Regions from separate parts of the Homo sapiens genome. Here region 2 is linked to region 1. A link is a contact called in ENCODE Hi-C or POLR2A ChIA-PET data. All regions are on one chromosome and are shown on one strand. Each heading gives the region's core, a stretch centred on a gene start or an enhancer-like site at or near the end of the contact. The rest is flanking DNA. Distances are from core to core; before and after follow the strand shown. Region 1 holds the start of ANKRD13B (ankyrin repeat domain 13B). Region 2 overlaps TAOK1 (TAO kinase 1).

Region 1 (7,360 bases), core at 1,952-4,451:
CGGACGGCGAGGGTGGGGATTAGGGAAGAAGGACTTGGAGGCCCAAGTCCCGCTCCAGGTCAAAGGGGCTGTGCCTTGGGGTACCCGTCTATCTCTGGTTGGGGTGAGGTGTGCGTCCCTGTCCCGTAGGTGTCCACATCTGTGTGTCCAGGGGTGTGTGTGTATGTGTCACACTCTTGCTGAATACGCCCACTGCTAACAATATGGACGCCCAGGTGCCAGAAAGGTCAGGCAGTGTATTCCCCTGCCTCCGGACTAAAAATATATCTATCTCTCCATGCATCCTTCCATCCAGAGAGGAGAGAATCTGGGCGGTTTTTAAAGACCTCCCGAGGAGTGACCACTGTGCCTGTGTGCACTCACATCCACTTGTCATCCGCCTTACACACACCCACGGTGTTTCTGGGCCACCAGAGGTGTGTGTGTCCAGAAAGGGTGCATATAACATAGAGGGGCCGTTTCAGGTGACGGCCTTTCTTCCTGGACTTCACACGACGAGGCAGGCAAAGGCAAGGCAGGTGAGGGACGTGGGTGGGCTGGGGGGCAGGGAGCCTAGGTAGAGGCCGCACATGAGCGCAGCCCCCGCACTGAGCATGCGCCCCCATACGCGTGTGCCGCGCGTGTACCCAACCCCCAATCCCTGCAGCAGCAAAAGGCCCGGGCACTCTGCTTGTGGGGAGAGGGTAGAGGTCCCCAGGGCCAGACCTGGGGGCCAGGTCAGTGGTGACAATTGAGGAGGGGTTCTCCAAGAGTCAGAGACTCCTGCTTGTTAAGATGGGGGCAGTCCTTTGGCAGGGGTGCTCAAGTTGGTCGATTATCCCAACGGTGCCAGAGCGGCAGTGATTTGTGGGTGGGCAGGCTCCTTCCCTAGGGGAGACAAGTAATGCTCATGAGTCACACCACCCGAAATACATGCAAAGCTGCCTCCATCGCCTTTTGCTGCGGCCCAGATTGACAAGTTTGTTTGAAATCGCGATCCATGGGCTTTATTTATAATTGCACCTTAAAAAAATCTTGCAGGCCTCCCCTCCCTCGACAGCCAGCCGCTCAGCTGGTGGGGCTTTTGCAAGCAACGATACCTAGCTGGTGTGTAGGGGGGAGCACCACCTGCCGCCCCGAGCTGCTCTCTCACCAGAGTCCATGGGCTTGGTGGCCTCAGCGGGAAGGGGGTAAGGGGCGGGGGGAGTGAGACGGGAGGAGTGGCCAGGCAGCCCGTGCCAGGCGCTCAGTCCACGAGCGGTGGCCGCCCGTTCACCCCCGATCGACCCCCAGCTATGGAATTTCATTTATTAAATGTCGAGGAGGCTGCTGGCAGCCCTGCCGCTTGGCTGTCTTTGTTTCTCCGCTGTGTGGGCGCGTCTCGAGCACGTGGCAGCTGAGAGCGCGGGCCGAAGCGCAAGCGACCTGGGTTCAGTGTCTACCGCCGCCTGGCAAAAAAAGAACACGGCCGCCCAGGGGACAGTTCCCCACAATCGACAACTCCCCACAATCCATCCTGAACTCCCCCTGTCCTCGGACTCCTGGGCTTTGCTGGGGAAGAAGGATGATTCACTCTGCTTACCCCTCCACCCCACTCCCCATCTCCTGGTTGGCTCAGAGACTACCTGGGAGTGGCCCTGGCGCGGACACATCGTCCAAACTTTGTTTCCCCCAGCCCCGTCACAGCCAAACTTCTGGGCCTGGGACTGGAGATAAAAGGGTTTCTGGATTCCCCCGTGGAGATGTCACCACCCCAGGAAGCAGGACTGCTACAGTGGAATCACACACAAGGTTCGAAAAACAATTTAATAAGGAAATGCACAGGCATGCTCCCGGCCACTCCTAGATGCCCCTCAACCGCGCCAGCCCCCTCCCCTGCACTGGCTGCAGCCACGACACTCTGCTGACCCCTGGTGGTGCAGGCGGGCAGCGGTCCCGGGCCCCCGGAGACGCCAGCTGGCTCCTCCCAGGCGGGAGAAAGGGGCGAGGCAGCCCGCTCCTCCCTCATCTCTTCCCGCTGGGGCCTGGCACCACAGGGTGTGGAGGAGGAAGGAGGGAAGACCACACAAAGAAACCTGAGAGAGTTTGCAAGCTTTTGCTGGCACCTCCCACACAAACACTTCTTGGATTGTTGTTTTAAGTAGGGCCGGTGTGGAATCCCTTATTCCTGCCTTGTTCTGAGGTGGGCTCAAGAAGGCACCGTGCCTGGTCCCGCCACCTGTCTCGGCCCGCCTGGTTGGGGGAGGGAGGCGCTGTTTCCAGGGCAGTCATTATCCTTAGCTCACCCCAGGAGGTAGTATCTAGATTCTCATTTTGAAGGGGAGTGGACCGAGAAAGTCGGAAAAATTAAGCAGTTTGCTCTTTTAAGGTCAGGCAGTTGGAGCTATTCGAACTCTGGTCTCTCTGACATCACAGTCCCCTCCCTCCAGGGACTGGTCCAAGCCTCTTGGTCCTTCCAGGCCTTGCAATTGGCGCTTGAGAGGCCAATTCAACTTTTACCACACCCTCTGCAGGGACCATTCTGGAAGTACCTCTTCACCCTGGGGTCATTCAGGAAGGAGACAGTCTCTGGAATCAGTCACTTCCCTTCCTGAAGGGCCAGCTGGGTGGAGGAACGGAGCTGCCACCTGCTGCTTTTTCTGTCCAACCTCACTCTGGTTCTTGCTGGGGACAGTGTGCGGGGGGAAAGGGACCATCTTTCCCGCGTTACTGGACATTCTGTTTCCAATGACATGTGTGGAAGATGGAGTTTAATTTTCTAACAGGGCAGGGAAGACTCCTCAGAAATGTTCCAGGGGCCAGACCCCTGGCTGCTCCAATGACCCTTGGTACTGATGCCCCACACCTTTCTCAGGAGTTCCCAATCAGACGCTCTCTTCTGGGAATCCGGATCCTTCTTCATGGCCCCTGGGACCCAAGCTCAATTCTGAAGACCACACCTCCACCCCGTCTCCCAAACGCTCGACCTAGGCCCGTGCCCCCCCACTTCCCCAGCAAAAGGCAAAATGCCAGCGGGGGAGGTGCGTCCCAGCCCACCTGGCGTCAGGGCCCCGCCCGCGTCTGGGCCAGGCCTGACTCCCCGCCCACTCTCCCACGAGATCCGGGGACAGTGCAGACCCTCTTCGGCCACCTGCCACCCCCAGTTTCACGAGGCGGACTACAAACCCCATGATGCCGCGGGGCTGAGCTGACAAGCTCTACCCGGGGCGCCTGGTCCCCTTCCTCTCTCCCCATCATCCCCACATCCCCGTATCCCGCGCCGGCCGCTCGGGCTGAGGGCCGGGCTATGCAGCTGTGGGGACCCGGGGGCTGCGGGCGCGCGTCCCTGCGGCGGCGTCCCCGGGGCCCGCGTCCCGTGCGCCCCCGCGCCCGCTGCGGGCGCCTGCTCCCTCCGCCGAGCGGCGTCTTTGTGTGCGGGGGTGTGGGAGGCGAGCGCGAGTCCGCGCAGCGCCGCCGAGTGCCCGCTCCCTCCCAGGGCGGGTGGGGGCCTCTCCGCGCCGCCCGCCGCCGCCGCCTCGCGAGGACGCCCGTCGCCCGCGCCGCCCGCACCGCGCCGGGCGCGCCGCCCCCGCCCGCCGCCGCTCGCACATGCCCGAGCCGCAGCCCCGCGAGCAGGCAGCGCCGGCCCCCCGCCCCGCGGCCCCGGGCCCCGGCTCCGGCGCCGTCCCTCCTCCCCGGCCGGGCGCCGCGGCCCCGGCATGAGGAGCGGGCGATGATCCCCGCCAACGCCTCCGCCAGGAAGGGGCCCGAGGGCAAGTATCCGCTGCACTACCTCGTGTGGCACAACCGCCACCGCGAGCTGGAGAAGGAGGTCCGCGCGGGCCAGGTAGGAGCGCCTTCGGGGCGCCGCGGGGACCCCGCGGCCGGGCACGCCCGTCCGGCCTGGGGAGGGGGTGCGGCGCGGGCTGTCCCGCCTCCCTGGCGAGTTTGCGGCGCGTCTTTGTTTGCGGCCGCGGCTTTTGTGCTTGTTGACCGGGAAAGGGTGATCCCCTCCGGCCGGGACGGGCGGGACCACACGTGTTTCGGACTCACCTAGATGAGAGTAGAGGCCTCTGTGCCCCTCCTCCGCCGGGGCAGTGAGGGCTGCAGGGAGGGGCTGCGGGCTGTGTCGGTGTTCCATGTGGTGGGAGAGTCCGCCCCAGCCAGTTGAGCGGCGACACCTCCCGAGTGAGGGTGCGGAGGTGGGAAAGGCTTGCGTGGGGAGGGGGCCATAGGTCAAGAATGGGGAAGAGGCTGTGTCACACTCCCAGGCACCCCAGCCCCACCCAGCGCCCTCTCCCCAACGGTGAGCGCTTTCTCTTTTAGCTCTCAAACTGGGCAGATCCTTGGATCTCTCAGAGCCCAGCCCCAGCTCAGGAACAGGGAGTGGAGAAAGACCCTCTTGGGAGGCCCCAAGGGCCTTGTCCAGGTGCTGAAAAGCGCTCTCCTGCCCTCTGGTGCTGGGGCCTGGTTTCTAGGCGCAGAGGAAGCTGAGGGGCCCTGGCTGCTGGAAGGACTTGAGGTTCTGCGCACCAGGTGGGCTCCCTGGTTTCTGCTGGTCAGTAAGGCCACGTGGGTCACCAGCTTTGGGCTGGGCAGTGGTCTCCAGAAAACAGGGGAAGGGGGGATGTCTTCTGGCCATGCTTCAGGATGTCTTCTGGCCATGCTTCAGAACAAAGGCAGGCACAGGTCACAGATTGCCACTTCTGCCCTTGGCACCCAGGCCACAGGTAGGCACTCATGGCAGAGATGACCCCCCGCCTCCAGGGTGGGCTGCAAGAGCCAGAGCTGGGCCCGGGTCCCATGGCTTGCTGCAGGCTGAGAACCCCAGTTTTGGACTGGGTCTGAGACCTTGGGGCCATGGGCTGGGGGTGGTTAGCGCAGTTGCCCGCTGTGGGAATTTACCTTCTGAGGGCTGCTTATTGAGTCATGAGAAGTTCAGTCTGAGGAGCTGTGCAATCGCCAAGGGAAGCATGGAGGTGGAGGGCAGGCCATCGGACTGAGCAGGCTGGGGGTCAGGATGTGTCTCTGAAGTCCCACGCTGAGCCAGCCCCCAGGCCTGCATGGCATCCAGCTCTGCATGGCAGTCCCTGTAAATATGCGAGTGACCTGTGCCCGCAGGCCTCTGGGCCGGTCTGGGTGGCCACTTCCTGTTACCTGTGCCTATGCCAGCACTCTCCGAGTTTCTCCTCAGACTGAACTCCTCAGACCCTGTCTTTGTTTATCTATCATAAAGGCAGTGCTCTGCAGCCACGAGAAGCCTGTTAAAGAGAGTGGGTCACAGTGCCCCCAGGAAACAGATGAACAAACAGGGCATCAACCCCTGCCCTCAAGGAGTCTCTGTTCTGGTGAAGCAAGTGTGAACAGGAAATTCCAGGGTGATGTGCAAAGCGCTAAGACATGGCCAGCCAGCCTCTGCTGGCTCTTCTCTGCTTTCCTTCCCTGAAAGCAAAAGAAGACAAGCCTCATGTGGGAAGAACTTCCCAGGGGTCCAAGGATCACTAGGCAGAAGGCTGAATCTCCAGAATGCCTCAGTCCCACTCCCTTGCCTGAGGGTGGGTGGTCCTTTTACTGCAGAGACTGGAGAGAGGCAGAATGCCCTGGGAGAAAAGACTTCTCCAGCAGGCCTCTCTGCTGATAATCCTGAAGTGGGTGGCCATCTTGCTGGGGTAAGGTTGGGGTGGGGGGCACCGGAGCCGCTGCAGGTAGAGGTGTTGGGGGCTGCTCATGTGTTTCTCTCTCCCACCCCTCTGGCTGCCTCAGAAACAAGGTCCCAGATTCACCCCTACCCCTGCCCCAGTGAGTTAATGTCTCCTTGAAATGGACACTGCCTGTCCTGGATCCAGGCCAGGGGGAATATAGGGCACTGGTGGAGGTTAACCCTTGTTCAACCACAGAGGAGCCAGGCCAGTCCTCTCCTTCCCTCAGGCGTGCCAAAAAGAGGAATGCCACTCCGTGTAGGTGGGAGAGTTCCCTAGCTGTCTCCCCTCTCGAGGACTGGCCCAGAGTGAGGCTTGTATCCAGATGTACACTGCCTACTCCCCAGGGCACCAGGCTCTGTTTTCTGCAAGGGGGACCTGGGGACAGCCACCTAACATCATGAGAAAAGCACTGTGGAACCCTGGCATCCCAGCCAGGGGTCCCTGGCCTCTAGTCCCCCTGGTACCAGCCGCCACAGAAACAGCTCGGCTTTCCTCAAGCACTCAGGAGCCAGGTTTCCCTGGTCTTGGCTTGGCATAGCTGCCTCTTCTTCACTCCAAGAAAGCCCCGCAGAGGCCCTCCGTGGGCAGGCTTGGCAGTGCAGCTGGCTGAGGAGGGGGCCAGCATGGCCACCTTCAGAGCAGGTTAATGGGCTTTGCTCAGCCCCAAATTGCTCTGCTGGAGGCTGGAAGCAGGGAGTGATGGGCAGATAGGAGGTGCCTGGTGAAGGGAAGGGGCACCCAGCAGTGCTGTGATGCCAGCCCGGTGCCCTGCTTGCCGCTATGCATGTTCTCTGCCAGGTCGGGGGGGACAGGGTTGTAAGCCAGGGAATATGCCAGTTCCCCCTTGCCTGGCATGGCCAGCTGGGCATGGTCCTGGTTCTGGAGTCGTGAGTTCCTGGTGTTCCCTGGGGTGGGAACAGGGGGAAGGGTTAGCCTGTGCAGCTCCCGTGGGAGGGACATGTGTGGGCTGGGCCTGGGGAGCAGGACTCTGCCCCTGGCAACCAGAACCCTGAAGTGGGCAGATTGTGGTCCCAGAGAATCATTTTCCTTCTCCCTGGGGCGTTCTCCACCGTGGGCTTGCTTCCTGCTTTCCCTGTTCACCCTTCTGACCTAGAGGCAGGGGAGATGGGTTGTGGGGCCCAGGATGTGCGAGGAGCACCTCAGACCCCTCCCTTTGCCTACACTGGGCAGTCCTGGATGTGGGGCATCACCACAGCTGGTAAGCTAGGAAGCTCGGGAGAGGGAGCCACAAACCCCAGAAACCAAAAATCAATGTGTTCTGGGATGAGGGGGAGGGGCTGCAAGGGCAGGATGGGAGGGGTGACATGGAGGGAGAAGTCCAGGGTGCGGTCCCCACAGCCCGTGGCCTCCTACGCAGCTTGAGGATGCATCCTGCCTCCCTCCCCTTGAATGAGCTCAGGCAGACCTGCCCCTGCACCCCACGCTGGGCAGGAGAGGTCAAGCAACGACTACACCAGACTCCTGCCTTCCTCCTCGTGGGCTGGGGAAGGGGCTGAGCAGGCACCACCTTGAGCACAGGCTCTGCGTCCCTCACCTTCCTCGCAAGCACTGTGTTTAGTCCATACATGAGATGTATGCTTTTCATACTTCCCTTAACAAAAGGATTCTGCTCATGCTAAAGGAGTTTGGAAAGTACCCTGCTAGTGCACATGGGTGTGAGGGGTGTTCCTGTGCAAATA
Region 2 (7,360 bases), core at 2,890-5,389, 160 kb before region 1:
CATTTTAAATAACCATGGTACATTTGTCAATGCTAACAAGTTAACATTGTTACAATATTATTAACTAAACTACCAATTTTGTCCAGATTTTCCACTAACATCCTTTTCCTGTTTCAGGATCTAATTTAGGATACCACCTTGTATTTAGTACCTTTAGGTTTTTTAGTTATAGTTTTGTTATTAACTGTGACTTTAAGCACACCACCCAACCCTTCAGGCACTTGTGCATCTAAGATACCTTTTATCTCTGAAGTTTTGAGTTTGTTTAATATCTGTCATACAGTGTGCCCTATTTTTATTTTGAAATAAATAAGACTATAAGATCTAATCAATACAACTGATCTTGTTGACAGTAAAATTTAATTTTTATCTTGTAATTTTACTTTAGTATTAAAGGAAAACTATAATAATGTTGAATTTTGGGAAAAATCACAAGAGCTTTTTCTTCCATTTGAATCAAAAAGATAAAAAGAGAGGGCTTGTATTTTTGTCACCAGTAGAGGGTCATGACTCCAGGTTCTTGGCGTTTTGGACAAAGAATTGGTTAAAATGTCCAGCAAAGCAAAGAAAGAATGAAGTAACAAAAGAACGAAAGCAGGGATTTATTGAAAATGAAAGTACACTCCACAGTGTGGGAGCAGACCTGAGGAGCGGCTCAAGGAGCCCAGGTGTAGAATCTTCTTGGGTTCAAATACCCCCTAGAAGTTTCCCATTGGCCACTTCATGCTCACCTCATGTAACTGAAGGGTAGCCTGCAATCAGTCTGATTGGTTGGGGAAAGCAGCCCACCAGAGGCTGATGTGAAGTTACAAAGGTCACACTCCTGTGCAAACATCCGATTGGTTGCAAAAACTTTGTAACTTCGCATCTGCAAAAAGCAACCAATCAGAGGCTAGGGTGAAGTTACAAAGTTGCAAACGAAGACTCCACCAGCAATCAGTCTGATTTGCTGGGGACAGCCAATATCCCATCTGCAGTGCTCAGGAAAGGTCAAAGGGAGTCGCCTCTGGTCCTTTTGTTACTTAGGCATGGAAAGTTAGGGTTTTCCTTTCAATTTAGTTCTAGGAAATTGGCATGAAACAGCCTTAGGTTCCCTGCCTCCAGACCCTATTCTCCTGCCTCATCTTCCTCTGAGAGACATGATCCCCATAAATCTTTATGGGAGGCAGAAGGACTGAAGGTCTTTCTTCTGTAACTGCTTCATGCTGATTTGGGGCTTAGTCCCTACCTGTTGGAGATCACGGAACTCTCACCCTGTTCTGTCTAGTGGAAGGAGGGTAGCTTTTTGATGGCCAGGGGTAGTATCTTCACCTGGAACTGGCTGGAACTTTGCTGCATGATCATCTGAAGTTTGGTGGTCTCTAGGCGAGGGGAAATGAAATTGATTAAAAGACTTAATGGGAATTTTGGGAGTGGATACCTATGCTGTTATAGAAATTTGCTGGAGAAAAAACAAAACCTGCTCTGTTCTAGAATCTGTGTGTTTCCTTAAAGTCTTAGCACAAGTGATTCCATTTTGGTTTGGTTTGTTGGGGCCCAGTGCATGAGCTTAGTCCAAAACAATGACCTCCCAGAATTTTGTTTAAAAAAACTCCCCCTTTTTGGTCAGGTTCTCACTTAGGTGAGAGTGCTTGCGCTCTGGAGTTTGAGGCCAGCCTGGGCAACATAACAAGACTTTGTCTCTACTAAAAAGAAAACATATTAGTTGAGCATGGTGGTGTGTGCCTGTAGTCTCAGCTGCTTGGGAGGCTAAGGTGGGAGGATCACTTGAGCTCAGGAAATCAAGGCTGCAGTGAGCTGTGCTTGTGTTACTGCACTCCAACCCGGGCAACGGAGCGAGACCCTGTCTCTAAATAAATAAATTAAAAAAAAACCTTAGGTTTTTGGATTACTAAATTGGATACATTAGTGTGACACACTTTAATTTTATAGGCAACTCAGAAAGAAGATTGGCTTGAATGACTAGATTATTTTGAGTTAGAAATTTCTTTGAGATATTGAAGTGGAGACATACGGTTTTATAAGTAAATAAATGTAAATAAGTATAAGTTAAATTTTTTTTTTTGAGACAGAGTTTTGCTCTTGTCACCCAGGCTGGAGTGCAATGGCGCGATCTCAGCTCACTGCAACCTCCGCCTCCTTGGTTCAAGCAATTCTGCCTCAGCCTCCCAAGTAGCTGGGATTACAGGTGCCCACCACCATGCCTGGCTAATTTTTTTTTTTTTTTTTTTTTGAGATGGAGTCTCACTCTGTTGCCCAGGCTGGATTGCAGTGGTGCGATCTCGGCTCACTGCAACCTCTGACTCCCGGGTTCAAGCGATTCTCCTACCTCAGCCTCCTGAGTAACTAGGACTACAGGCGTGAGCCACCACACCCTGCTAATTTTTGTACTTTTTAGTAGAGATGGGTGCCGAGACCAGCTCCGTGTGCGGAGACCAGCTCGGTTGTGGAGATCCTAACCCAGCGTTGCTAGAGGAATTAAAGACACACACACAGAAATATAAAGTGTGGAGTGGGAAATCAGGGGGCTGACAGCCTTCAGAGCTGAGAGCCTCAAACAGAGTTTTACCCACATATTTATTGACAGCAAGCCAGTGATAAGCATTGTTTCTATAGATTATAGATTAACTAAAATGGGAAACAAAGGGATGGGCCAAAACAAAGGTATGGGCCCTGGCTAGTTATCTGCAGCAGGAGCATGTCCTTAAGGCACAGATCACTCATGGTATTGTTTGTGGCTTAGGACCGCCTTAAGCAGTTTTCCATCCTGGGTGGGCCAGGTGTTCCTTGCCCTCATTTCGGTAAACCCACAACCTTCGGCGTGGGCATCATGGCCATCACAAACATGTCGCAGTGCTGCAGAGATTTTGTTTATGGCCAGTTTTGGGGCCAGTTTATGGCCAGATTTGGAGGCCTGTTCCCAACAGATGGGGTTTCACCATATTGGACAGGCTGGTCTCAAACTCCTGACCTCGTGATCCACCCATCTCGGCCTCCCAAAGTGCTGGGATTACAGGCGTGAGCCACTGTGCCCGGCCTGCCTGGCTAATTTTTGTATTTTTTAGTAGAGATGGGGTTTCACCATGTTGACCAGGCTGGTCTTGAACTCCTAACCTCAGGTGATCCACCCACCTTGGCCTCCCAAAGTGCTGGGATTACAGGCGTGAGCCACCACACCTGTCCAAATTTTTTTTTTTTTTAGAGAGAGACAGAGTTGTGCTCTGTCTCTCAGATCATAGCTTACTGCAACCTTAAACTCCTGTGCTCAAGGGATCCTTCTGCCTTAGCCTCCTGAGTAGTTAGGACTGCAGGTGTTTGCCACCACACCTGGCTAATTTTTAAAGTTTTTGTAGAGACAGTGTCTTGCAATGTTGCCTAGGCCAGTCTTGAATTCCTGGGCTCAAGCAGTCCTCCTGCCTCGGCCTTCGTAAGTGTTGGGATTATAGGCATGAGCCACTGAGTCTCCAGGGCCTTACCATAGTTATCTTTTTGAATTACTAGTAATGCAAGAGAATGTAAGTAGAGTTTGAGTCTCAGTTATAGGGCTAATAAAAGAATGTAGCCAGGTGCAGTGGCTCACGCTTGTGAGCCAGCACTTTGGGAGGCCAAGCCGGGTGGATTACGAGGTCAGGAGTTCAAGACCAGCCTGGCCAACATGGTGAAACCCTGTCTCTACTAAAAATACAAAAATTAGCTGGACGTGGTGGCGGGCATCTGTAATCCCAGCTACTCAGGAGGCTGAGGCACGAGAATTGCTTGAACCCGGGAGTGGATGTTGCAGTGAGCCGAGATCACTGCATTCCATCCTGGGTGACAGAGCTAGACTCTGTCTCAAAAAAAAAAAAAAAAGAATGTAAAAAGATTCTTCACTCTAGAAACTAAGGCAGCTCTGTTAGCATTGCAGGACTTTTCCTTAGTTCAGCTAAAGAACTTGTCCGTCCCATGGCTATGAAAATTCAGGCTTGCAGACAGTTTAAAGGGTGAGTAAAGCAGAGGGTTTTATTGGGTGAAAAGGGAAAAAAAGGGGAAATAGGGATACTCCACAAGGCCAGAGTCTCCTGCTAGAGCACTTCCCGCCCTGCCATTCAAATCTCAGGTTCCACACAGGAAGTGGAGGGGCCAGACTCCTCCCCACTGCAAATGGCATGAACCTCCTGAGGCTCAGCTCCAGTGGGCAGGCTTGTTGTAGTTTCTCTGGGGACCCTCTCCCACCTGGCTATCTCATTTCCCCTCTAATCTAGCAATTGTTAGATTAAGGACACGGACGAAGACCGATCTTAACTGCTTCCTGCTGACAGGGGCCTGTTTTGGGGGAAACAGCAGTCAGAGCTCCCTAAGAGGCCTATTTAGGGGTTCCCAGCAGAAGGGGCCACCATCAGAGGCTCCGGTTGCATGACCATTTGGAGTTTGATGGCCTGAAGGCAAGAACAGACAAACCGGGTTATTAGAAAACATGCATCAAAACGAAACAAGGGGCGGGGTAAGGAGAGCTGAAAAATACTGAGGCCTTTTACCAATTTTCACAGGGAGAGGGAGGCCAAAAACCCGACTGGTAAAGAAACTTTACCCTTTTGCTGGCATGTTGGGCTTTTGGGTTCCCTTCCTCTGAGCCCAATCCTAAGCCAACCAGTTTAAAGTTTGGGAAATTAACTCTTTCTAGTTCGGAGGATGCATTTGAGGGGAGTGTCTTGTAGTACAGAAACACAATTATCTATTAGTGAAGAGAGAACTGAGGAGAAAGGGAAAAAGCCTCCTTTTAAAGGAGTCCCAGAGGTTCAGGATGCATTTGAAAGGGGTACAGATTGAAGATGAATGGCTACCAATCTAGAAAGAGGGAAGCAGGCCTCCCTGGTTCCCTTATTTTCCTAGCATATACTCAGGATACGTGAGAGTGAGAGGAAAGAGTGTCCTCTTTCAGTCTTCTGTCCTTGCATCCCCGAGTTCTGGCGACCTTGGCAGGTGCCACCATGAGTACCAAAGTGGCTTGCACCCATGAAACAGGGGTGTCGAGACAATAGGAATTATTTGTCTCACCTATGTCTGTTTCCCACCTACAGTCAGTAGCTTTGGAGTTCCCTAGGCCTCATTTATGCCATGGATATTAATGTGGCCTTTATCCATGAAACAGGAAGCTTGGAGTTGGCTTAATCAGCAGGAGTCAGCCACGCTCACCTGCAATGTGCCTTTTAACCTCTGTTGTCATTTGCCTCTGGATCCCTCAGATCCAGTTTTTTTCCTAGGGCTTTGACCTGAAATTTGGAATTGAGTCTGGGACAAAGATGTGTCTCAGGGGAGTTGCATGGACTCCTTGTAAGCCAAATGCTAAGGTGAAACTGTGGAACCGAGTCCTCCTCCAGTAAGGGAGAGGAAAGGATGTCTTGTGACACACCCAGATAACTGGTGGCTCTAGTTATGCTTGCTAGGATTTGGGTGCATGGTGCTTGGCTTTGGTTAGCTCCCTTGGTCTTACTTTCCCAAAAGGAAACCTCTGTGATGGGCATCCTATGTATTCCCATCACCTGGAAGAATTTGAAGGATAATTGCTCAGAACTAGAATATTGGTCCAGATTTTTACATTACCCATCCCCGTTGTTCTTTCTGAGATGCAGCTGGAGATTGCTGGTTAGTTCACAGGAACAAGCAGGGTTAGTCTAAAATGTAGGTGAAAACTTAAAAACAACCAATGAGTTCAGAATTTAATGACAAATGTATGGTAAATTTTGGAACATGATCTCTCTCTTTCCAGTCCTCATTTTTGTTAAAAAATCATGATAGGACTGAGTGGTTTGCAAAATCCCTTAGCCCTATACTTGACCTGATTATTTGCCTAAAGTATAGCAAGAATAATTATGTCTACATAGGCCTTTTAGATTGGCTTTGATGGAACTCTATTCCCCAAGGAATCTCAGATAAGACCTTGAAACACCTATGAGTTGGGTGATCCTCTCCTCTTAAGGTCCCAAGATAAACTTGGAGCTCCTAGAACCTGTTAGAAAGTGACATTCTTTACTGACCACAGGTCAGGAACCCTGTACAAGGACTGCGAAGATGAGGGTATTAGGTCACTTTCTCCATGGGGCTTTTGTTGGTTCTGCAAGTTCGACTTCGAGCTTGACTCCTTAAAGGGGAGCATACCCTTCCAGTAAAAGCCTTGTTAAAATAACCATTTTCTCCAGTTGTATCCTGTTACAAAAGAAAAATGAATTCTCATTGCACTATTGCAAATACTTATATTGCCATAAGAATACTCACAGATAGGCGGGGTGCGGTGGCTCACGCCTGTAATCCCAGCACTTTGGGAGGCCAAGGCAGGCGGATCACGAGGTCAGGAGTTCGAGACCAGCCTGGCCAACATGGTGAAACCCCATCTGTACTAAAAATACAAAAAATTAGCTGGGCGTGGTGGCTGGTGCCTGTAATCCCAGCTACTTGAAAGGCTGAGGCAAGGGAATCGGTTGAACCCGGGAGGCAGAGGTTGCATTGAGTTCAGATTGAGCCACTGCACTCCAGCCTGGGCAACAAGAGTGAAACTCTGTCTCAAAAATAAATAAGTAAAAAATGTTTTAAAAATTTAAAAATCAAAAAATTAAAGAATACTCACAGACAGTTTTCAAATTTTAGAGGCACCAGGCGGAGAGAAACATAACATGCTCCAAAGTTTTTTTCTTAGGAATATACCTTACTCAATTATTAAAGGCCGTAAATAGTTCAAAATGAGTTTCCTTGACTCTGAAAAACCAAACAAGGATCAGCAATATTCCAGCCAAAAGTCAGAAAGGTTGCTTCAGCTTTCTGAGTTCAGTCCATTTAGTTAACTCTTGTTTTGCTTGATATTTGTAAACATTTCAGCTCTTCATGAGTCCTGTTCATTTTCCTTTATTAAAATGTTAACAATCTCCAAAGTTATCTGAAGTCTGTATTTGAGAGCACCTGTTAAAGTCTTACAGTCTATTATAAACCATCTTCTGAAAAGGATTAAAACAAGACAACAAACATCTGTGAATAGCCAAGTTGTCAGGGTAATTATAGTCAGAAACACAATTGGCAAAGAAGTTTGGTTATCTCCATGGTTTACAATAACTTAACAACCTTAATTATGATTGATAGCAAATACGGAGACATTAGAACTTTAGAAATCCCATGCAATTTTGGAGCATACATAAGCGTTATTTACTAAGATATAACCTAAAGAAGATTAAACACCATTTTGGCAATTCCGTGTACCTAAACGTGTCACATAATCCTGTTTGCCTTTCTTTTCCAGACACTTCAGGGGCCCTCTGAAGTATCTGAAAAGCCATGTGCCAGGGAAGAAAATTTTGAAACTGAAGTTTGATTTTGGGAAGGCTGCTAAATGTTT

What was found. A loop is a pair of places that touch in the nucleus more often than their neighbours do. ChIA-PET counts read pairs that join two places held with the same protein, here RNA polymerase II (POLR2A). Pooled maps may share reads with other maps.
Region 2: a loop to region 1 is called in a pooled map, with 2.5 times the contacts of the local background. The contact joins the enhancer-like site here to the promoter of ANKRD13B in region 1. A Hi-C loop is called at or near these places in 2 of 50 pooled maps. POLR2A ChIA-PET finds 5 or more read pairs at or near these places in 4 of 52 experiments (H1, OCI-LY7, WTC11 and 1 more).

What each region holds. Positions count from the first base shown.
Region 1 is chr17:29,589,931-29,597,290 of GRCh38, forward strand. ANKRD13B (ankyrin repeat domain 13B) reads left to right here and starts at 3,202. Exons shown (of 15, transcript NM_152345.5): 1 at 3,202-3,805. The coding sequence starts at 3,692. RefSeq lists silencers at 1-46, 1,807-1,996 and enhancers at 1-698, 4,321-4,390.
Region 2 is chr17:29,429,592-29,436,951 of GRCh38, forward strand. All of the region lies in intron 1 of TAOK1 (TAO kinase 1), which reads left to right. Among named protein-coding and RNA genes, the nearest start is that of MIR4523, 43 kb to the left of the region's middle. Within about 2 kb of position 4,140, at least 2 of the 41 ENCODE cell types and tissues checked have a DNase peak (open chromatin) inside an H3K27ac peak, as active enhancers do.